Regions from separate parts of the Homo sapiens genome. Here regions 1 and 2 are each linked to region 3. The links are chromatin loops, found by intact Hi-C in ENCODE. Cell type or tissue: Calu3. All regions are shown on one strand. Each heading gives the region's core, and the rest is flanking DNA. Links, peaks and the distances in the headings are about the cores only. Region 1 overlaps RASSF6 (Ras association domain family member 6). Region 2 overlaps ANKRD17-DT (ANKRD17 divergent transcript). Region 3 has its middle 54 kb from the start of CXCL1.

Region 1 (7,873 bases), core at 1,691-6,690, 350 kb before region 3:
TATGAAATTAAAACCAGGTATTTTGATTGCTCATCTGATTTTTGGTTCTTATGAAGGTTTTTTCTTTTTTTCTTTTTCTTTGTGTGTGTGTGTGTGTGTGTGTAAATCATTGTTAAATTTGGTGTTCCTGTTTGGTGGAGAAGAATGATGATTGGTGGAGGCTTCTATTTGGCCAATTTGTTCTGCCCTTCCCAGCTAAGTCTTAGACATTTTTCTATTTTGTGATCATATGTATTTAGGTTTTTACTTTTTTTTGTCTTTTTTTTTTCCTCACAAATGTAATTATTTGTTTGTTTGCTTTTCCTAAGGGTCCAAATGGATCAAAAAGTACTAGTGTCTATGGGGAGCTTAAATGATCCCAGAAAATGTCAATGTAGGATCTTTGATGAGATCTACACTTATTCTTATAAATCATCAAACATATCTAATATTCAAAATAAGAATCAACAAAATAAATTTTCAGGTGCTCACAAAGTTGCTCAAGAACACTGGCCAGTCTACACTGAAATTGTCCTTTCTTACCCAGCAGAGAAATCTAATTATTGTAACCCTCAGAAAACCCACCGTAATTACCCCTCTCTCTCAACAACAAGCTTTCTTCTTCTCAAGAGCAGAAACAGAAACATGAAATCAAACAGCTTTCAAAGGGCTCAGGTAGATGTGATGGGCTCTCACACCAAGCTGGGAATTGTCTGCCAAGTTTCCACAGTGAACAAAACCCTAAAAGCAACTTGGAGTTTTTGTCTATGCCAATACTGAAAATGTTTATTGCCAAACTGAATGAAATAAGCTTCATAATAAAGTTACCTTCCTAATCATAAGCTTCATAATAAAGTTACCTTCCTAAAGGTTTCACCTTTAATCTTTACCCTAAATATGTGATGCTGTATTGGCACCAATACAATATAATGCACTTAAATTAATTTGAGCTTGAAGTGATTATTTGTGATAGTACTTTTTTTCTTTGGAAATCTTTCTGCAAAAGACATAAAGAACTGATGGGTATCATTTGGACTTGTTTTTATTTTTCCAGATATTTTTGTATAAAAGATAAAGTAAAACTAAGTGCTTAAATAAATGAATTATTTTGATTAGAGAACTATAAAAAAATTAATTATCATTCTAATACCCTTTCCTTGAGTTTAATTATTTTTCCTCACTTCAGTGACTTCAACACATTCATATGCATTAGTGAATTAGATCCAATAAACATTTGCTGAGTACCTAATGCATTCAATACACTGTGCTAGATACTACAAGGAATAATACAAATATGAATATGATTTCACCAGATCACTAATGCATTTATACAAGATATAAGCACATAAAGAATTATAATAAAAGGCAAATTTCAAAATTCTGGTGTCACAAGAGCAGAGCTAACTGAAACTGTGGTACACAGGAGCTTGAGATCACACATTGTTACAGAGACCAGGAAAGGTAATGGAAGAAGGGACCCTAACCAGGGACTAGAAAATGGGAATGTTTCAACAGAAAGAGATGTGCTAAAGTGTGCAGTGTTTCAGGGAAGGCTGAGTGATTTAGTTTGGCTGGTTTTAAGACAAAAATGACATAGCTGTGGGCAGTAAGTCTTAGTAGAAGATAAGGCTACGATGGTGGTTGGGGAATATACTGAAGTTTAATTATAACATAGCTAATATTTATCACATTCTTATGTGCAAAGTGCCAGGCTTTACATGTGCTATTCTTGTAACTCCCCCAACTGTCCAATGAAGTAGGTACTATTATTCCACTTAAAAATGAGGACACATTTTAGAATGGCAGATTCGGGAAGCATAGTTCGGGGGAAGCCACAGATTATGGTGGTTAACTGTATGGCTTCTGGAGCCATAAGTTTAAATCCTACCTATTTCTTCTACTAAAAACCTTGGCAAATCTCCTAACTGCTCCATGGCTTACTTTCTTTATCTGTAGCATGAGGTTGAAAGAATAATTTCCTTATGGAATTGTAATGAATATTAAACGTAGTGCCCAGCAAATAAGTTGTTATTAGTTTGAACAATATGAAATCATTGCCTTTGTAGGTCAAATATTGGCAATTTCAAATGGCTCAATCTAATAGGTATTAGATGTTATTAATTTAGAAGACAAATGAATGTCATTGAAAGGTTTTGCCCTCTGTAACTACATCCTATTTCTTGTTCTTTCCCATATATATGCCTCCACCTAATAGTTATACCTGCTGTCTTTATCACTTCATCAATTGCATTGCAAGGGGCTTCTTTCCCCTTCAGTTTCAAAAACCAATCTAAATAGCCCTAAACCAAATTAAACAGTAATGACACCTAACTGAATATTTCATAGTAGAGCCAAGAGATAATAAAATATACCACTATATCAGGGAAAAACATATATATATATATAATGTTTAATATTTTTTCAGCTATGGGACCAGACTTGTAATAAGTAATACATACATATGGGGAATTTTATAAAAATATTTCAGATAATTCCTTCACTCATTCATTTATTCTTTCATTCACTTATTTATTCAATCAATTTTTATTGAGCACATCCTACGCACAAGACACAATATTAGGTACAGAAAAGCTATAAAGATAAATGTGACACATTCTTTACCATTAATAATAATATATATTATCTAAAATTTAATTTGAGCTAATATATAACTGACAATGAAATATTTGGACCACCTAAAACAAGGATAAATTATTCTGTGACAAGTTTATATTCTTGCATTATGCAAAAATGATTCGAAAATAAACTATTTTTTTCCCAGAAATTGTATGAGCTATACATTGCTATGTAACAAATTGCCCCAAATTTAGCGGCGTACTACAACAAACACTTCTTATCTCATACAGTTTCTGAGGATGAGGAATCCAGAATGGTTTCCTTGGGTTTTCTGGCTGAAGGTCTCTCATGAAATTACGGTCAAGCTATTAGACAGGGCTGCAGTCATCTGAAGGCTTGACTGAGGCTGGAAGATCTACTTCTAAAATGGCTGTTGACAGGAGGCCTCAATTCCCTGCTGGCATTTGATAGAAGGTCTCAGTTCTTCATCATGTAGGTCTTTCCAGGGCTGCTCAGGACATGGCAGTTGACTTCCCCCAGAGCAAGTGGTCCAAGAGAGAGCAAGGAGGAAGCCACAGTGACTTTTATGACCTACTTCAAAGTCTCACAGTCTCTTCCATTTTCCTGTATTAAAAGTAAGTCCCTAATTGCTAAAAGAGTACATTTTTAAATGTTCTCACCACAAAGAAATTATAAGAGGTTATGGATATGTTAATTAGCTTGATTTAATAATTCCATAATGTATACATATATAATAATATAATATTGTACCCCATAAATACATACAATTATTATTTGTCAATTAAAAATAAAATAAAAAGACGTAAGTCACTAAGTCCAGCCCATTTTCAGGATGAGGAAGATTAAGCTTCATCTCTTCAAAGGAGAAGAATCAGACTTTATGGATATAAAACTACCACAGAAGTGATGTTAATGTCTCATTTGAATAATTGATTTGAAATTTTTTGCATTTGGTAGAACTCTGTGCTTGCATGTGCTTGTTACTTTTTTGTTCATAAGTTTTAAATAATAACTTTACTATTTCCTGATGTAAAAAGTAACAAATATAAACTATAGAACACTTAATACAGATAGGGAAGTTAGAAAAACATGAATCACTCATAATTCTACAATGCAGATATAGCCATTTTTAACATGTTTTTATTTCTTGTGTGTATATATATGCAAATATTAGTGTTCACACACACAAATACATATATATATACACACACATACATATATAATATATATGCCTTAAGTACATAATAAATATTTTGGAACATGTGTATGTGTATATTCTTATTTAGATATATAAGAATTTACCCCTGTAATTAAAATTACTTGGAAACAGAATTTTAATGGCTACATAACAATATACAAATAAATGTTTATTTCCCTCTTTTTTTTTTTTTAGAGACGGAGTCTTGCTCTGTCGTCCAGGCTGGAGAGCAGTGGCGCCATCTCGGCTCATGCAACCTCCGCCTCCCGGGTTCAAGCGATTCTCCTGCCTCAGCCTCCCGAGTAGCTGGCATTATAGGTGCCTGCCATTGCACCCGGCTCATTTTTTGTATTTTTAGTAGAGGCAGGGTTTCACCATGTTGGCCAGGCTGGTCTCGAAATCCCAACCTCAAGTGATCCACCTACCTTGGCCTCCTAAAGTGCTGGGATTACAGGCGTGAGCCACCGTCCATGGCCTATTTCCCTCTTTCATCTTTTAAAATAATTTTCTGAACATTTAGGCTTTTTATTTCCTTTTGTCACAATAAATAACAATATAAAACATATCTTTGCAGAATGTCTTTGTATCTCTGGTTATTTTCATATGATAGGATCTTACAAGTAGAATTATAGGATAAACAGACTACTAAATTGCCTTCAAGAAAAATTATATCTATTTGTATTTTTACCAGAAGTTTGAGTCCCCATCTCATGGTGATTTATTGAGTATTTAATGTTATCATTTCTTAATCTTTGCTAATAGGCCAAAATGTGTATTTATTTATTTATTTTACTTTGTACTTCGGTGGCATGTCAGTTATTATTTTACTGTCTCTCAGCTCCACATTCACTGTTGGTTGCCCGCTCCGTGAAAATAGATATAGACTCTTGAAATGTTTCCTTTGCAGCTTGCATGATGGCATACTTTGTCAGTAGAGGGCGCTGGAGACACACTGCAAGAGGAAGGGGTCTTTCCTGATTCCTCCAGGCTGACAGGCCAGGCTACTGGAGAGCAGGCTTTTTTCCTTCACTACTTTGCCTGGAGTGGTTTCTGCAGTGCTGGTTGCCTGTAGGGTGCAGCTTTCTCCAGCATTTCTCCACTTGCTTCTCTAGCTTTTGCTTTGGGCAGTGGTGGTATAACCTGGAGCCACAGTGCAAGCCGGTCCTGAAGCTCCAATTGCTGCTCTCCATTTCTTCTCTTCAGCTGGGTGCACACTCATACAGAGGACCCTGCTGGGCTGGCCAACTACTGAGCCACTTGCCTGAGCTTTGTCTTGTGCAGTCTCGTCACACAAAGTTATGCTAGGTTCCTGCAAAGTAGGTCCCTCCGGCTCCTAATCCCAACAGTGCCTCGAACAGAACCCGTGACTCCTTCTTTGTGCTTACCCTTTGGCAAAGCCCCAAGTCCCTCTGCATATCTGCCCACCTGCCTCAGCTGGTCCACACCTAGGGGGTTGGCTGTACCAGCTTGTCCAGTATCTGTGGTCCTGCTCTGGCCTGGGCAAGCCAGCAAACTTCTCTCCAGTGGGCTGCAACCACACCTTCTCCAGTGAATTCTGAAACCCTCATTCCTGCCTTTCCTTGTTAGGATTCTTTCCCTCAGCCTTAGGGTACCTTCTCTTTTCATCTTTATTATTATTCTCCTATCATAGCTTAATTATTATTTATATTAAACTTTCCCTGTTTAAATTACTACCTTGTTTCTGTCTTCTGATTGATACAGACTAACACAGTTGTTCACTGTTAAGATACGACTTTTTTCATATACTTAGTGGCCATTTGCATTCTCTCTTCTGTGATTTTTCTTTTCATATCTACCTTTTTTTTCTATGTAAGACTTGGTTCTTCTCTTATACATTTCAGTCTATTGAAGACTAACCTTTTGTCATGTTCATGGCAGGTACATGACACTAGTTTTTTATAAGTATGTTGAATTTTAACTATTACATTTGCCTCATTTAAGTGAGATGAGACTATTTTCTTATTAATATTGACAGGTGAAAGAATAGCGATGCAAGCCTCTGGTTTACTCAGTAAGAGAGACTTCTTAGGCTTGAAAAGGCCATAGCACACTTTCACCTTCAACCAGTTTAGGTTTGGTAATACTGAGAAGTAATGCCTTTGTCTTAAAAATGTTTCATATTTTAATATTGTTAATCTTCCAGTTGGGTTTACTGCATATAATCTCATTCCTTAGTACATGTAATATGATCAATTTACTACAATGCTTATGAGGAATGCAAATGGAATTAGTTTACAGAATGAAAGAATGTTGCATATAATTCCATTTTAATACAGAATTTATAAATAAAATCATAGTTTATACTTATAGCATTTCTTCATTTTTAGTGTTTTTTTTTCAAGTGGGTTAAACAGATCTGTGAGTACCTTGAGAGTTGTCATGTAGAATAAGATGCTAAGAGGGCAGAGTTTGGGATTCCCTATGTAACTTCAGCTACAACAGCCTTGCTTTATCCATTGTATTCATTCAGCAACAAATAGGTATTTGTGGGCCAAGTCTTACTTTAGCCGATGTAATATGTCTATGTGATATAAACATTTTTTTGAAAAATAAATAAAGAAAAAGTTCAATTAACTTAAAAAAGAGCTTAAGAAAAGCTTTGAACTGATGAAAGGTCTTTCATCAGCAGAAGAGAGAGAATAAAAGGGCTGGGGGGAGGTTCAGAAAATTTCAATTAGGATTTCTTAACAGAGTCCATAATTTTTCCTTTCCAAAGGCCAGACAGCTCTGATGTTACAGATAGTCAGAAGTCAACAGGCCATTTAAGATAGTCCTAGATTTTATGAAAATGCCAGAGTTTTCAAGAAGCTACTGTCACTATCAGGTAGATTCCTTGATGGTGTAAGACTGTATTTCTTTTTCATTCCAAGAACTGGCAGCTTCTTTTTTCTGAGTCATTTCTGAATCCATTGATTATGTTTCAGTTCTCTTGAGAGTCCAAGCTAAATGAAGTTTAAACTGCTTATCTGAAGACACCATTTAAATTTGAGTTCATTACATGGTTTACTATAAAAGCTATTTGGCATATGCAGTATTCAAGCTTATTTCAGTTACTGAAACTAAACTCAAACTCATTTTGTCCAACTGTGAACCCTAATTAACCTCATCACTTCAAAAAGAAATGAGCTTTTTTTGACATTCAATTTTCTACGATTCAAGTCTCATATATGTTCGTATAAATGCAAGTACAGAACTTATGCATTCATCAAAGAGTAATATCTCTGAGTTTTTTGAAATGTTTTAGCAATAGAAGCTTGTACTGCTAAACTGTTGTCTCTGTTTTTATTACTAGTTTATTTTGAAGACATTTCAGTATAATCGCCTTTTCTTTATTGAATCTGAAAATGAGAAGAAGAAAGACTATTAAAAATTGGACATATTTTGTGCATTGGACATATTAAAGAACGGAGTATCCAATGTGCATGCTCTTGACTTACTTTGTTACTATTCTTTGAATCTCTCTTTTCTCTTCTTCATTTAATCTTTGAAGAATGGATTCCAAGAGAGAAAAGTGAAAGTTAATGTACTGAGCCACCTAAGAAAGAAGAAGAAGAAAAAAAAAAGAAAGCAGAACAATTATGCAAGAGGTGCTGAGTCAGGAGGGAAGCAAAAAACAGATTCAGGGTGATGGTATTCATACATCACTGCTAATTTCTTCTGCATCTTTATCCATGAGGAAAATGCGAGCATTCTTTTCAGAAGGTCCCTGTAGGAGCCTCTGCAGTAGCGGAATGTCTGTCTTCTTTAGTCGTCTTTGTTCTGCAGTGAAAACAAGAATCAACCACAATCAGAAGTTCATGCTGCAGGAAAAGAAGGAAGATAATTTTCCAATTTATTTTTCGTATTTAACTCACTTTGAAAAAAATAACACCTGCAACAGGAGGCAATTACTCAAAAAAGCAAATTGAAATTAAAACTTAAATGAACTTCTTTCTCTTACTGTATCTCAAGTTTTGATTAATGTCTCAAAGAACTCAGCCTTCCTTTGATTAGAGTGTTCAAACAAATCTCCGGTCTGATAGGCCTTTTATAAAGCAATATGCCTCAATAATTATTTAGGTTTCATTCCACCATTCC
Region 2 (7,873 bases), core at 1,031-6,030, 580 kb before region 3:
TCTGACCTAAGATTTTGTCTCGGCATCATCACATGCCCCTGTGCTTCTGTGTGCAAAGTAAAATATTCCTGAATGACCATCACAAGTAAATTTATTATGGTTTTTAAAGATATAATTCACATGCCATATGATTCACCCACTTAAAGTGTACAATTCAAGGGTTTTTAGTATATTCACAGAGTTATGCATCCATCAACACAATTTTAGTACATTGTCATTACCCCCTCCAAAAAACCCACATTCCCTAGCCATCACCCTACAATCTCCTTTTCCTCTCCAGCATCAGGCAACTGCCAATCTACTTTCTGTAATTTTCCCACTCTTGAAAATTCATATAAATGAAATCATGGAATATGTGGTCCTTTGTGATAGGTTTTTCACTTAACGTGTTTTCAAGGTTTATGCATGTAGTGGCATGTATCATTACTTCATTTCTTTTTATTATTAAACAATATTTCATTGTATAAATATACTACATTTTGTTTATCCGTTCATCAATTGATGGACATTTGGGTGGTTTCTCTTTTATGCTATTATGAATACTGCTGCTATGAACATTTGTGTGTGCGTTTTTGTGTAGATACGTTTTTATTTTTCTTGGGTATATACCTAGGAGTGGAATTGCTGGATCATGTGGTAACTCTGTTTAACCCTTTGAGAAACTGTCAGACTATTTTCCAAAGTGGCTACCACCATTTTACAGTCCCATGAGCAATATATGAGAATTTGAATATCTCCACATTCTTGCTAACATTTGTTATTGTCTATCTTTTTTCAGGTAGTCATCTTATTGGGTGTGAAATGACATCTGGTGGTTTTGATTTTCATTTCCCTGGTGGCTAATAATGTTGATCATCTTTTCAAGTGCTTATTGACCATTTGTATATCCTTTTTGGAGAACTATCTATTCACTTCCTTTGCCCATTTTTAAATTGGGCTATTGTATTAGTCCATTTTCATGCTGCTGATAAAGACATACCTGAGACTGGGAAGAAAAAGAGGTTTAATTAGGAACTTACAGTTCCACATGGCTGGGGAGGCCTCAGAATCATGGCGAGGGATAAAAGGCACTTCTTACATGGTGGCGGCAAGAGAAAAATGACAAAGATGTAAAAGGGGAAATCCTGATAAAACCATCAGATCTCATGAGACTTATTAACCTACCACAAGAACAGTATGGGAGAAACTGCCCCCATGATTCAAATTATCTTCCACTGGGTCCCTCTCACCGCATGTGGGAATTATGGGATTACAATTCAAGATGAGATTTGGGTGGGGACACAGAGCCAAACCATATCATTCCACCCCTGGCCCCTCCAAATCTCATGTCCTCACATTTCAAAACTAATCACGCCTTCCCAACAGTCCCCCAAAGTCTTAACTCATTTTAGCATTAACCCAGAAGTCCACAGTAAAAAGTCTCATCTGAGACAAGACAAGTCCCTTCTGCCTATGAGCCTGTAAAATCAAAAGCAAGCTAGTTACTTCCTAGATACAATGGGGGTACAGGTATTGGGTAAATACAGTTGTTCCAAATGGGAGAAATTGGCCAAAACAAAACAGTTACAGGGCCCATGCAAGTCCAAAATCCAGTGGGGCAGTCAAATTTTAAAGCTCCAAAATAATCTCCTTTGACTCCAGGTCTCACATCCAGGTCACACTGATGCAAGAGGGCCCAACCCCACGCAGAGAGCCAACCCCACATTTCCCTTCTGCACTGTCCTAGCAGAGGTTCTCCATGAGAGCCCTGTCCCTGCAGCAAACTTCTGCCTGGCCATTCAGGCATTCCCATACATCTTCTGAAATCTAGGCGGAGGTTCCCAAACCCCAATTCTTGACTTCTGTGAACCTGCAGGCTCAGCAGCATGTGGAGGCTGCTAATGCTTGGGGCTTGCACCCTCTGAAGACATGGCTCGAGCTCTGTGTTGGCCATTTCAGCCATGACTGGAGCAGCTGGGACGCAGGGCACCAAGTCCCTAGACTACACGTAGCACAGGGACCCTGGGCCCTGCCCATGAAACCATTTTTTTCCTCCTAAACCTCCAGGTCTGTGATGGGAGAAGCTCCTGCAAAGGTCTCTGACATGCCCTGGAGACATTCTCCCCATTGTCTTGGAGATTAATATTTGGCTTCTCGTTACTTATGCAAATTTCTGCAGCTGGCTTGAATTTCTCCTCAGAAAATGAGATTTTCTTTTCTATTGCATTGTTAGGCTGCAAATTTTTCAAACTTTTAAGCTCTGTTTCCCTTTTAAAACTGAATGCTTCTAACAGCATCCAAGTCATCTGTAGAATGCTATGCTGCTTAGAAATTTATTCTGCAAGATACTCTAAATCATCTGTCTCAAGTTCAAAGTCCCACAAATCTCTAGGGCAGGGGCAAAATTCCGCCAGTCTCTTTGCTAAAACCTAACGAGAGTCACTTTTGCTCCAGTTTCCAATAAGTTCCTCATCTCCATCTGCAACCAACTCAGCCTGGACCTTACTGTTCATATCATCATCAGCATTTTTGTCAAAGCCATTCAACAAATCTCTAGGAGTTTCAAACTTTCCCACACTTTTCTGTCTTCTGAGTCCTCCAAACTGTTCCAGCCTCTGCCTGTTACCCAGTTCCAAGGGAGTTCTCTGACCCCTTGCACTTCCCAGGTGAGGCGACGGCCCACCCTGCTTCAGCTCGCCCTCCGTGGGCTGCACCCACTGTTTAACTAGTCCCAATGAGATGAGCTGGGTACCTCAGTTGGAAATGCAGAAATCACCCACTTTCTGCATTGATCTTTCTGGGAGCTGCAGACTGGAGCTGTTCTTAGCTGGCCATCTTGCCAGCCACCTTGGTTACTGTAGTTTTGCAGTAAGTTTTGAATGATCAACTTTTTTCCAAATTTGTATCAGTTTTGACATTTGCACATAATTTGTTTGGATTATACTTAACAGATGTTTGGTATTAATATGTGCTTATGATTTGGAATGCTATGGTTAGAGACAATAAAGCATAATGGTTTTGGTCACAAGTGCTGAGTCCAAGAGACCTGGATTTGAAATGACTGTACCACTTACTAGATGTATGAACTTCTATAATCCTCCCTCAGCTTCAGTTTCCCATCTTGAAATGGGAACAATAATACATTAATGGACTTTTCAATTTGTATTGCATGTTCATCATGTGTGTTCAGTGGTGTTTTTAGTGGTGGTATATTGGCTTCTGCTCTAAGAAAATACTAATAAACTTCTACTTATTTGGAGCTTATTTTGCAATAAATATGAGAAAGAAATAAAGCCAGAACAATAGAAAAGTAAGGCAAAACTGCCTGTGGAGTGGTGTAATGAGGAGGAGGCAGAAAGAATCTATGCATGTTCCTTCTCCAGGAATTTAAGAAAACTTCTTTCTACAGTAATTCTTTTAAAATAGTTTAAATAGTTGATCTGCTTGCAAAGGCTTGCAGACATCAAGGAATGTACTTTCTAAGAACTCCTTGGAATCCTTTTAAAAAACTTACTGACTGTGGGATTCTATAAGACAGAACAGGGTAAGTTTACATTTAACTGACTTTTAGCTCCTAGAGCATAATTTGAGTTGTATTAAAAACATTTTTTAAAGCATAAATCTGTTAAAAACAATAGTAAATAGCAAGAGTTCAGAGGACATAAGCTAAGCATTTTCCAGCATGTAGTAACCAATATACTAATGTTAGGCATTGGCACTATTACTGTATTGAAAAAAGGGCTTGGGCTCCATTTTTTTTATATTTGGAAAAATATTTGTTAACAATTTTCTATTCTATGCTACTCCTGGGAGGAAGCTTCAAAGGCCTCAGCCACAAGTAGCTCTAGCTCAAGCAAAAACAAAGCATGTTGAGAATTGTGAACAATCAGTGATGCAACACAAGGTGGTGCTCTTGTCCCAGTGAGTGCTGTAGAGCCTTGTTAGGGCATTAGGCAAAGGATGTACAACTCCAAAAGATTTGGTTGGTATAAACGCCAATGGGGATCTGCCGGACAGACTGAACAGCTGACTGGGGGGCACAAAGCCAAAGGTGACTTTTCTTAGAATGTAGACTGGTATAATAATGCAGGGGTGCAAAAAGCAGCGTAGCAAAAACCTAAGAAAGATAAGAACGAGTGTCTGTGCTTTACAGTATATTTATTACTTGCCCTTATTATTCATTTTAGTCTTAATAACAATCATCTTTACACTGCTTTGCCATACACTTGCCTAAAACAAATGTTAGATAATGATATTTCTATGTAGAAATAATGGCTTCCCATGGTCTTCATGATAAAATCCTGCTTTGTCTCCTGGCAACTTTCACCCCTTCTTCAGGACTGAAATGTCTGAAGTTCCTGAAATGCATCCTTCTCTCTTGTCTCTGTGATTTTGCACAAGTTGGTGTTCTACCTGGAACTTTCTTTCTCCTTTCATCTTCTTGGACAATTCCTGTTCCTTCTTTCTGGGTTAACACAGCTATCACCCCCTCCTAGGCCTTCCTTAATTACCTCCACGTAACAGGAATGTGCGCATTGAAGCTATTAATAGTATATGTGAAGTACTTAATAGATGTATTCACTTAACAAATGGTATCTACTGTTTTCATACAAGTCCAATAGTTTTAGTCTATGTACATATCAATCATTTTTATGTATTTATTTATGGGTATTTACTATTTTCTAGATCTTTTGGTCACTTATGTCTTTATTAATAACCAGACTGTCACTTCATATTCTCAGTGTAAAATCTTCCTTTTTATACAGATGATATTTTATGTTTTGTTTACAGTATGCTTCCTGATTAGTTAGTTGAATAAGTAGTTTCTCAGTCCTCATGTACAAGGTGCTGTTCTAAACACTGAAAGTATAGGACATAAAAATGGATAGCATAATGGAGACACCTATTGTCTAGTGATTCTTAATATTTATTGTTCTTTAGAATTTTAAGATTAAATTGCATCGTTGCTTTGGAGAGAAAACTGATAATGTTTTTCCTGGTTTACAGCTTTTTTTCTGCTATGAAACAGCTTGTTTTATGCTATTTTCTAACTATAGTTTATATTATTGATTTTAAAAAGCATTAATGCTTGCCCATAGTAAAACTGTTAGCACATTTCTGCTAATTAACACTGCCTTAAAGGATCCTATTGATATTCATCATTATATCTTTGGATTAAAAAAACACTAGAGGATACTAAGGTCAACCATAAAATTTGTCCCCTTTTCAAGATCTTATTCAGAATTGTGAATGAAGGCCTTTTAATAGTCAGGGTTCTGGCAAGAATCCGAGGGCCCATTCGAACCAGGTAATTTGAGAAGAGGACTTTTTTACAAACCTGCAGGCAGAGTTTAGAAAACCCAACTATGCCAGATCTAGCAAGATGGAGAGACAGTATTATTTCTTTTCTTTTCGTTTCTTTTCTTTTCTTTTTTGTTTTCTTTTCTTTTTTTTTTTTTTTTTTTTTTTTTGAGAAGAAGTCTCACTCTGTCACTCAGGCTGGAGGGCAGTTGTTCGATATCGGCTCACTGCAACCTCCGCCTCCCGGGGTCAAACAATTCTCCTGCCTCAGCCTCCCAAGTAGCTGGGATTACAGGCATGTGCCACCATGCCTGGCTAATTTTTGTACTTTTAGTATAGATGAGGTTTCACCATGCTGGCCAGGCTGGTTTCGAACTCCTGACCTAGTGATCTGTCTGCCTCGGTCTCCCAAAGTACTGGGATTACAGGTGTAAGCCACTGCACCCAGCCTGAGAGACCGTATTATTTCTAGGCCTGAAGAAGCAAGGGGAGAGAGCAGATACTGTAACACAGAGTGGGTGGCTGTTTGGAGATAACTGCCCAACCAGAGCTGAAGCTTCCCAAAGAGAGACCAAATGATTCACAATGACCCAGCAGGCAGGGAGCAAGGAAATTAACAGTCTTACCTCATTCTCCTATCAACCCCAATCTGCCACCAGGCTTCCCACTGACAGAACCTCATGGAACCTAGAGGGCAAGGGATTCAGTAGACACGGTCCATGCAGGTCAGTTTCCTGTAGCACAGACCAGGGTGGAGAAGGGTGTGGTGTGGATCTGGCGAAGTGAATGAAAGAAACTCAGCACAGGCCTTACGTTGTTCATAAAGTGGAAGACTCGGCTATTGATTTTTTTTAATTAAAAGAAATATGAATTTATCCCTACACATATTTGTCATGTCTACAGATCAATGCCTTTTTCATGAAAAGTATCCTTTCTTCCTATTTTTTTCTTTAATTTATTCAATTAATATTTATTGAATCCTTCTTTGAGCAGGTGCTGAAGATACAGAGATAAAGACACCATCAGATGGGGATAAGAGAAATAATCAAACCATCACCTTATGGCCTACTGTAAGCGTGGTGAATTAGGGGGAAGTGCAGGGGACAATGGGAGCTCACAGATGAGGTAGCTACTTCACCTTATAGATTGTCTGAAAGGCTTCCTGGAGGAGGTGATTTGGGCATAATCCTTGCTCAGCTTAATTGTTTGGTCTCTATTCCCATGTTGAATGTATTTTATTACCATTAGGAATGCAAATTTTGAGGCACATCTCTGAATCTTGTCTTTAAACAAACTACCAAATGTGGATCACCTTATGAAACAGTATGTACATTTTTATGGTATTGAAACATATTGCCACATTGCCTTCAGAAAGGTTGTATACTATTAATATTACCATAAACAGTGTATGAGGGCACGTTTGGCACACACTTGCACTATCACTATGCATTATGTATTTTGAATATTTTCCAATTTTGTTTGCTCCTTTCTGTTAGCTGGCTGTTTGTGTCAGCTTCACCCTAGCAATGGCTTTTTATGTTGAAGAAGCATTTGGTTCCAATTTCCATTTTCTTTATATATTCCCAGAACTAGCCTTATTTTGCCATCCCAGAAATACCTGCAGCTATGGTAGTGTTCTGTCCTCCAATGTTTAAGTTCCGACTTCTTTCACGATTCATTATACTAATCCATTTTGTTTATGTTGGAAGTTTTCTTTATTATATGTTCCAATAATCCCACATTTCTACTTTGTCTCTATTCCATTTTCCACTGGGAGTCAGAGTATTCATAAGAGATAAATTATCTGCCATTCCTTGAGGCAGAAACCCTCAGTATTCTTTCTTCATTTCTGTTGTAGCTCTACTTCTCTATTCCTTTTATTCAGTTCAATTTTTTTTGTGGCTTCTCTTTTTTTCTTGATCAATTGTGCCAGAAGTTTTCAAATTTTATTAATATTTTTAAAGATTTATTTTATTTGTTTAATGAATTTCTCTGTTGCCTCTTTTTTTTCCCAGTTTATCTACTGCTGCTGTTATCCATATTATTTCTTTCTAAAATATATTGGTCTTCCTCCTGCTTTATAATCTTCTTCTGCAGCTGTCTTTGGCAGATTTTAACAGGAATTAACTGACAAAGGGGAAACGCAATTCTCAAAGTTTCTGTCCCAACTTTACAAAATAAAGAAAAGAAGGATGGGTTTAGATCAGAGAGACAGTAACTTAAGAACTAACCAATATGATCCAAATGATATATTCTTGGAATTTAGCTTTTATTTTCCAAGGGAAAAATATTAAATTAATTTTTTCTTTCTTTCTTCCTGTTCTTGTTCATTTTGTTCTTGCTGTTTTTCTCTTCCCCTTCTTTTTCCTCCTTCTCCCACTTCTTCAGTTATAGCTCTGAACACAGATAAAATAATGGTTATCTATAGAAGAATGAAGAAGCTATGGTATCCATGTCTTTGTCAGCATGTACTGCATTCTTGAAACACTGAATTTCTTGTAACATTTAATGAACTGCTCTTGCAATAACAGGATGTTGAGTGTTGAGAGATAAGTGATTAAGTTAGATCTGGATTTGAGTCCCGGCTTATTTA
Region 3 (7,873 bases), core at 1,364-6,363:
GAAATGAGACAGCTACTTCAAGTTTACTTGCAGGAGGCGATTGATTTTGGGAGGCTTTAAAAATAAAGGTAGAATGTTTTATAAGGTTTTTCCTAAACTGGTAAATACCTGAACTTAAATTTAAGATAAAAATTTTATCTCCAATTCTAATAAATTTCATTTCTCAATTTCTTTTGGATCCAACCTGACCACTCCAGCTCTGTTTTCTCTATCTATGTATCTGTTGCCTAAAATATTATTATAGGCCAACTTAAAAGTCATCCTCAACTCTTCTCTTTCTCCCACACTCTACATCCAATCCAACAAAAAATCTTGTTGGTTCTACCTTCATAACCACTTTCACTGCTACCCCCCTGGGTTGAGCCACCATCTTCAGTCACCTGAATCATTGCAAAAGGCTCCTAACTGGTATCTTTAAGCTCTTCTATGTCTATTCTTAACACACTTGCCAGTGCAATCTTTACAAAATGTAAGTCAAACTATGATTCTGCTCTGTTCAAAATCCCCCATTGGTTCTCCTCTCACTCTGAGTTAACATCCAAATCCTTAGAGATGGGTCACAGGCCTTACCTCCCGAGGCTCCCTATTCCCTCCTTGATAGCATTTTCAACAGTGTTGTTTCCCTTGCTCACTCACCCCAGCCACCATGGGCTCTTTACTGTTCCTTAAACCCACAGCAGCTGTGCTTCTATTTTGTGGCTATTTATTTTGCCTGGAATCCCCTTCCACCAGATATCTACTTGGCTAACTTCCTCAGTCTCCTAACCTATTCACTCACATCTCCTCTTCCCCAAGAGGAGCATTCCTTCAAGCTGACTCCTGTTTCTGAGTTTCTGAGCACTCCCTTACCTTCTGGAATAAAAAGCTATTCCAGGCTCGCCTCACATTTTCCCTTCAGTTGCTCTCAAGCCTTCATCGAAGGACTGTATACTTGTATAAATCAGCATATGGACATTCTCGGCTATAAGGGATGACATGGGAAAGAGTAACATGCAGGTGCCCAGCATTCACTACTCTACTGACACCTGCTCAATGCAGTAGCTTCCTGATACAAAGAATCATGATCCAGAATCCCAGACAATCACAATGCCTACAAAAACTCCTTTAAGACTTCATTATGTCCTGAATTCCATTTGTTTTTGTAAGTGCTTTATTAAATTAATTTTAAAATGGGCAGATTCATGTATGTCTTTTTAATTTTGTGTCCTGACTTCCTGGAGTTTTTCTTTTCATATTAGAAGATCCAACTTTGAGTATTTTCTAGCACTTAGTAGATGTTCAATAAATGTTTGATCCGGGATTGATAAGGGCCATCTTTTCAATTTTATCAACAATTCAAATGGAAAATATTGAATCATATAATATGCCAGTGCCTGCAAATAGCAGGCATATTGCAAGAGTAACCAAAGTAAAAGCTGAAAGAGATTTCTACAATCTGCTGGTTCTGAGATATAAATAGCAGAAAAAGTTTTTTGGGTTTACTGGTTTTCAACATTCCCATTGACAACATAATAAAGTGGCAAAAATTTATGGAAAAACATATTTGATGTTACCCTTGTTCAATCCAAGCTTTTGGAAAATTGTAGGAAAACTAAAATATTTCGATATTTATCTGAACTTTTGGTCAATTTTAGGAAAACTAAAATGTTTCAATAATGCCAAATTCAATATTTTTTTATGATTCAGTACTAAGTAAATGAATGTTATAAAATCGTGATTAACTACTAAATTAAAACCACCATGCCAGCTGCTAAATTCTAAGAGAAAGTATAAAATCCAGGAATTATGTTAACAGTATTTGTATTAAATCTATGACTGCCAAAACATCCATGTAGTTTTATGAATGCTAAATAAGTGCCACAAATAAATCAATAATTAGGATGGTTTTAGAAAATAGCTACACTTCTTACTCAAAGAATATATCAAAATTTAGGATTGTAATTAACTCTGGTTGGAGGCAGAGGGACAGAATAGTGGAAAAGCACATAAGATTCAATAATATTGGTAAAAGTCTAGTTCCAATGTTCACGATATGCATGGGTGTTTGTTTTTATTATGCCTTTTATTAAGCTTTATTCTTTACATCTTTGGTAAGTTTCTTTTGCATATATCAATTATTTCATAATCAAATAGTATATTGGCAAATATTTCAGACAAGACTAATCTAGCATATCAAGTCTTGATTTCCTCATCTAAGATAATAGGGATAATAATAGTACTTGTACTATAAAATCAATGTTAAAATTAGATGCAATAATATATAAAAATTATTTAGCAGAGTATCTAGTGTATATGTATATTGGTATGCATGGTATGTATGTGTGTATGTACGTATATAACTAATCACTTTTGGCACTCTTTTTTCAATCTTTAGTCTTTAAAAGTATAATGTAGCTTTTGGCAAGTTTCAAAAGGTCAGGTATAAATACTGCATTTGGATCCACCTTGAAATGTTTCAGTTATAAACAACATTCTTGATGAATGTTTCCATGTCTTAATAACACATTTATCTTGGAAAATAAGCATTAAACATTTTTCTTTAAAATGCATGGAGACCTGCATTCTACATTTAGTGTTACAAATGTTGTCTAAGACCTTGGTCTTGATGGCTAGTTGTAAAAATCCTTGCCATAAATGAATAGGCAATAGAATCTTAATAATTTGTGCTAAATAATGTGCTGGAAATTCTGAGCATAATGAGTCAGAATTGATTATGAATTGTGATTTATCTACACTACAATTAGATTGTCTAATTTTACCTTCTTTTTTTTTTTTTTTTTTTTTTTTTTTTGAGACGGAGTCTCGCTCTGTCGCCCAGGCCGGACTGCGGACTGCAGTGGCGCAATCTCGGCTCACTGCAAGCTCCGCGTCCCGGGTTCACGCCATTCTCCTGCCTCAGCCTCCCGAGTAGCTGGGACTACAGGCGCCCGCCACCGCGCCCGGCTAATTTTTTGTATTTTTAGTAGAGACGGGGTTTCACCTTGTTAGCCAGGATGGTCTCGATCTCCTGATCTCATGATCCACCCGCCTCGGCCTCCCAAAGTGCTGGGATTACAGGCGTGAGCCACCGCGCCCGGCCCTTTACCTTCTTATTTACCAGGCAGAAGCAGAAGAGACTTTTTTGAAGATTACTAAGTTCAACAATTGTGCCATTTCTGCTTCCTTTCCCTGAGACAAATATAAAATTCATAGTAGACAGTGCACAATCAAATCAAGCCTCTCTCATTTACTTTTAAAAATCTATGAACTCACTCAAAAATCATAGTTTTCTATATTTTTTGCTAAGGTATACTCAGAACACCCTACTAAATTCCAGGCTGTGCTGTTTCAAGATAAGTCAGGCTGTCTATCACTTCTGACTACCCTTTCCTTCACAAAAACAAACAGATTTGGAAGATACCATTTAGAGCTGGTATATGAAGCCCAATTCAGAATCAGTTGAGAATATAAGCAGGGATATGTTTAGCTCTTTCCATTGACAAGTAATTATTTTCATTATTCCATTGTATTCTGAATGAAAGCATTGACAATGGCCAAAAGTAGCATTAAGTTTCTTCCATGTGCCAGGAACAGTATTCAGAACCGTACCTGCTATCTCACTTAATTCTCAAAAAACCACAAGAATAAAATATTATTATCTTGAAGTGACTTGTCCAAGCTATACCACAATTAAGTTAAACTAAAATATCAATCTTCTGTACTAATTGTTTTACTATTTATTCAAATATTGTCTATCAGTTGCAGTCAATAGCCAGGCATTTTTTCTAGCATTGTGTTACCCAGCCTTGAAAGAATTTCTCACTGTCTGAAAAGAAATTTTTGTGGTGCCATCTTAAGACTTCAAGGATTCTGAGATAAGAGGAAGGAAGAAGAAATGAATTAATTAGTCATGATTTTGTATAAGACTTTTAATCAGAGGCTTTCCTGACAGGATCTTACATGATTTATAATCTACAGTTTTTCTTTGTATGGCAAGTAGAACAGAAAAAAGAAGACAGTTCTGAAACTGTTTTACAAGTACTCAGGCAAGGTCAAAAACTAAATAATTGTTAATAGAAAAGAGGGAAAAGGTAAAGATCACAGATTTTTCTCAGCCAAGCCTGCATATTACTAGCCTGTGTGCTCATCGAAATACTGAATGTCAAAAGGATTATTTATTACTTTTGTTGAGACTAATCTTGAAGAAAAATGCCTTGATGCATTTATCAGCTTCCTTCCTCATTTCAAATGTAATAAGATTGCTTTTCTCTCTTCTTTTAGCCAAGTGGACAATTGATTATTAAGTGGGCTATGTATACACTGGATTATTATTACCTTAGATTTTTGCTGTATTACCTTCTTTTTGCTGTTTGATTCATTTTCCACAAATGCAGAGCCATGAAGAATATGGATTTGGGGCCACCTTGTGACAGACTTAGAAAAGTCCTATTTATCAAATCCTAGAATTAGAATTTTGGCTTCCATTCCTAGATCATATTACTTTTCAATAAACATATTTTTGCAAAATGGCATCATATTGTAATAGCTGATTTTTACCATTGAGAAGTATTATATATACTATGTAGTAAAATAAACCCTGATAATTATATTGAATATTTAACGAGTTCTTATATTTTTTCATTGACATTTCAACTTAGTGAATTATATTGATTGACTTTCCTATATTGAGTCAATCTTGTATCCCTTGATGTATTTTTTAAACTTCTAATTTTCAGTTTTCTAATCCTTTATTTTTAAAGAACTTTTACATTTATAGTCATATTGTGATTCACCTGAAAAATTCCTTTCAGAAATAGCTCTTGTCAGGTTTTATTATCAGGAATATGTCAGCCTTATGTAGTAAGTCAGAAAGGGATCTAAATTTTGACACTGTGAAATAATTTCTGTAAGTTTGAATTTTTTTTCCTGAATATTTGGTAGACTTCCCTATTAAAAATGGCTGGTTTTGTGCATTTCTTGGGTAGGAAATATTGTAAGTATTAATTCAACTTTATTAAAGGTTACAGGTTTATTTAAATATAATATTTCCTCTTTAATTTACTGTTATATGTTTCTACAAATTTGTCCATTTTACCTATTTTCACATTAATCGCCACCAAATGATAACATCTTCTTGTTAACTTTGTAATGTCTGCAGTCTTGACCAATCACACCAAAATCTATTCAACAACCAACTCTTGGTTTTGGTGATCCTTTCTATTGAATGTGTGTTTCCAATTTCATAAATTTCTACTCTTATATCTAGTTCCTTCTCTTTGTCTTTTTATTTAATTTAGATATTTTAAGTTCATTTTCTAGCATAGCATTTTAAAGCTGTAAATGTCCCTACATTACCTAGGTCTCATGTGTTCAACATACGGCAAAATTATCAGTTGATTCTATATATTTTCTAATAAGTTTTTATGTATTTTCTGATTTTCTGATTTTTGAGTTATTTAGAAGTGATTTTATTAATTTCCAAATATATGTTGCTTTCAGTATTGTTGAGTTTTTTTCTAAAGTACAGTTTTGTGGTTGATACCTAACTTATTCACACAATAATCACAGATCATTGTGTGTATCACAACAAACATCGAAAAGTATTTTTGAGTCTTGCCTTCTATCTAAATATGTGGTCAGCTTTCATAAATGGTCCATGTCTTCTTGAAAATACTATGTTCTCTGAAACTATCACCATAATCTTTGCCATGAACCTATCCATTACTTCCAAAAATTTCCTCCTTAACTGTTTGTTATTTTTCTTTTTGTATATCAGTTACACCTCAATAAAGTGGGCTTTTTTAAGAAAAGAATATACTCTGTAGCTATTGAAAATTGAGTATGTGGAGATATATATTAATATACATACATATACATAAAAAGCACAATTAATACATTTCATGCAATGGATATGTATATATTGATATATATATCATGTATATATGTTTTTACATATATTGATATATATATCATGTATATATGTTTTTACATATATATGTATATGTGTATATATATCGATATATATGTGTATATGTATCGATACATGTATATACATATATACATATATATCGATATATATGTAAAAACATATATACAGATATATCCATTGCATGGAATGTATTAATTGTGCTTTTTAATAGTCTGTATCTTAATGTCTTTTCTGCATAAATTATCAATTATTTAAAAATATATGTTAAAATTTTCTAATGAAATATTTATATATTTCTTCTTGGACTTATTTATGATATTTTATATATTACATATTTTGAATCTATCATATACAAATAAATTTGATTTCAATATACTCCAGACTAAGTGACTTTTTATAACCATGTATATACTCTCTTAATGTCTAGAAATGTTTGGGAAAAAAAAACTCAGCTGACACCTTGATCTTTGACTTCTAGCCTCCAGAATTGTATGAAAATAAATTTATGTTTTTAAGTCACTCAGTGTGTGGTACTTTGTTATCAAGCAAACTAATACGTTACTCATGCCCAGTGGTATTTGCTGTAGATGATACAGAACCATTGAAGACTCCCAAGGCAGAAAGGTAACCTAATTAGGTTTGTGTTTTAATGGAATCACTTTGCAGTGAATAAGATTGGGGGGCAATAATCAACACTTTTAAAGAAAAGAAATTCTAACCCAGAAATTCATATCCAGCCAAACTAAGCTTCATAAGCAAAAGAGAAATAATGTCTTTTTCAGACAAGCAAATGCTGAGGCATTTTCTATAAAGCAACCACATAAATAAGTCTGCAAAATAACCAGCTAACATCATGATGACAGGATCAAATCCAAACATATCAATACTAACCTTAAATATAAATTGTCTAAATGTCCCAATTAAAAGACACAGAGTGGCAAACTGGATAAAGAACCAAGACCTTTTGGTATGCTATCTTCAAGAGACTGATCTCACATCTGATAACACACATAGGCTCAAAATAAAGGCATAGAGGAAAAATCTGCCAAGCAAATGGAAAACAGAAAAAAGCAGGGGTTGCAATCCTAGTTTCTGATAAAACAGACTTTAAACCAACAAAGGTCAAAAAAGACAAGGGCATTACAAAATAGTAAAGGGTTCAATTTAACAAGTAGATATAACTATTCTAAAGATAGATGCACTGAACACAAGAGCACCCAGACTCATAAAGCAAGTTGTTAGAGACCTTCAAAGAGACTTAGACTTCCACACAATAATAGTGGGAGACGTTAATACTCCACTGACAATATTAGACAGATCATTGAGAAAAAATTAGCAAAGCTATTCAGGACCTAAACCCAGCACTGAATCAAATGGACCTGATAGATACCTACAGAACTGTCCACCCCAAAGCAACAGAATATACATTTTTCTCATTGCCACGTGGCACATACTGTAAAACTGATCAGATAATTGGAAGTAAGAACTGAAGTCATAACAAAGAGTCACTCAGAACACAACACAATTAAATTAGAAATCAAGACTAAGAAATTCACTCATAACGATTACAAGGAAAATGAAAAACGTGCCCCTGAATGACTTTTGAGTAAATTGTAAAATTAAGACAGAAATCAAGAAATTCATTGAAACTACTGCGAACAAAGATTCAACAAATCAGAATGTCTGGGACACAGCTAAGGCAGTGTTAAGAGGGAAAGTAACAGCACCAAATGCCCACATCAAAAAGTTAGAAAGATCTCAAGTTAGCAACCTAAAATCACAACTAAAAAACCTAGAGAACCAAATGTAAATCAGTCCCAAAGCTAGCAGAAGACAAAAAATAACCAAAATCAGAGCTGAACTGAAGGAGATTGAGGCATGAAAAACCATTCAGAAGATCAACAAATCCAGAAGCTGTATTTTTTGACAAAATTAATAAAGTATATAGACTGCTAGCTAGACTAA

The links. Hi-C counts contacts between places; a loop is a spot of excess contacts. Peaks named below come from ENCODE experiments on the same cell type or tissue, not always from the same donor. Only the 100,000 strongest peaks of a DNase experiment are listed, where the experiment ranks them.
Region 1: a loop joins it to region 3, with 3 times the contacts of the local background. A loop is called at or near these places in 6 of 110 quality-filtered maps.
Region 2: a loop joins it to region 3, with 7 times the contacts of the local background. A loop is called at or near these places in 4 of 110 quality-filtered maps.

Annotation. Positions count from the first base shown.
Region 1 is chr4:73,569,177-73,577,049 of GRCh38, forward strand. RASSF6 (Ras association domain family member 6) reads right to left here. Exons shown (of 11, transcript NM_177532.5): 9 at 7,437-7,555; 10 at 7,234-7,331; 11 at 2,374-7,134. The coding sequence ends at 7,059. Among named protein-coding and RNA genes, the nearest start is that of RASSF6, 47 kb to the right of the region's middle. In Calu3, for the core only: a CTCF peak has its summit at 4,745 (motif pointing right); a DNase peak (open chromatin) is centred at 4,725.
Region 2 is chr4:73,337,682-73,345,554 of GRCh38, forward strand. The region is part of intron 3 of ANKRD17-DT (ANKRD17 divergent transcript); the gene reads left to right. Among named protein-coding and RNA genes, the nearest start is that of ALB, 63 kb to the right of the region's middle. RefSeq lists enhancers at 1,405-1,906, 1,907-2,406, 5,625-6,126. In Calu3, for the core only: no CTCF peak of the experiment used is centred there; a DNase peak (open chromatin) is centred at 3,900.
Region 3 is chr4:73,919,135-73,927,007 of GRCh38, forward strand. No RefSeq gene overlaps it. Among named protein-coding and RNA genes, the nearest start is that of CXCL1, 54 kb to the left of the region's middle. In Calu3, for the core only: no CTCF peak of the experiment used is centred there; a DNase peak (open chromatin) is centred at 4,377.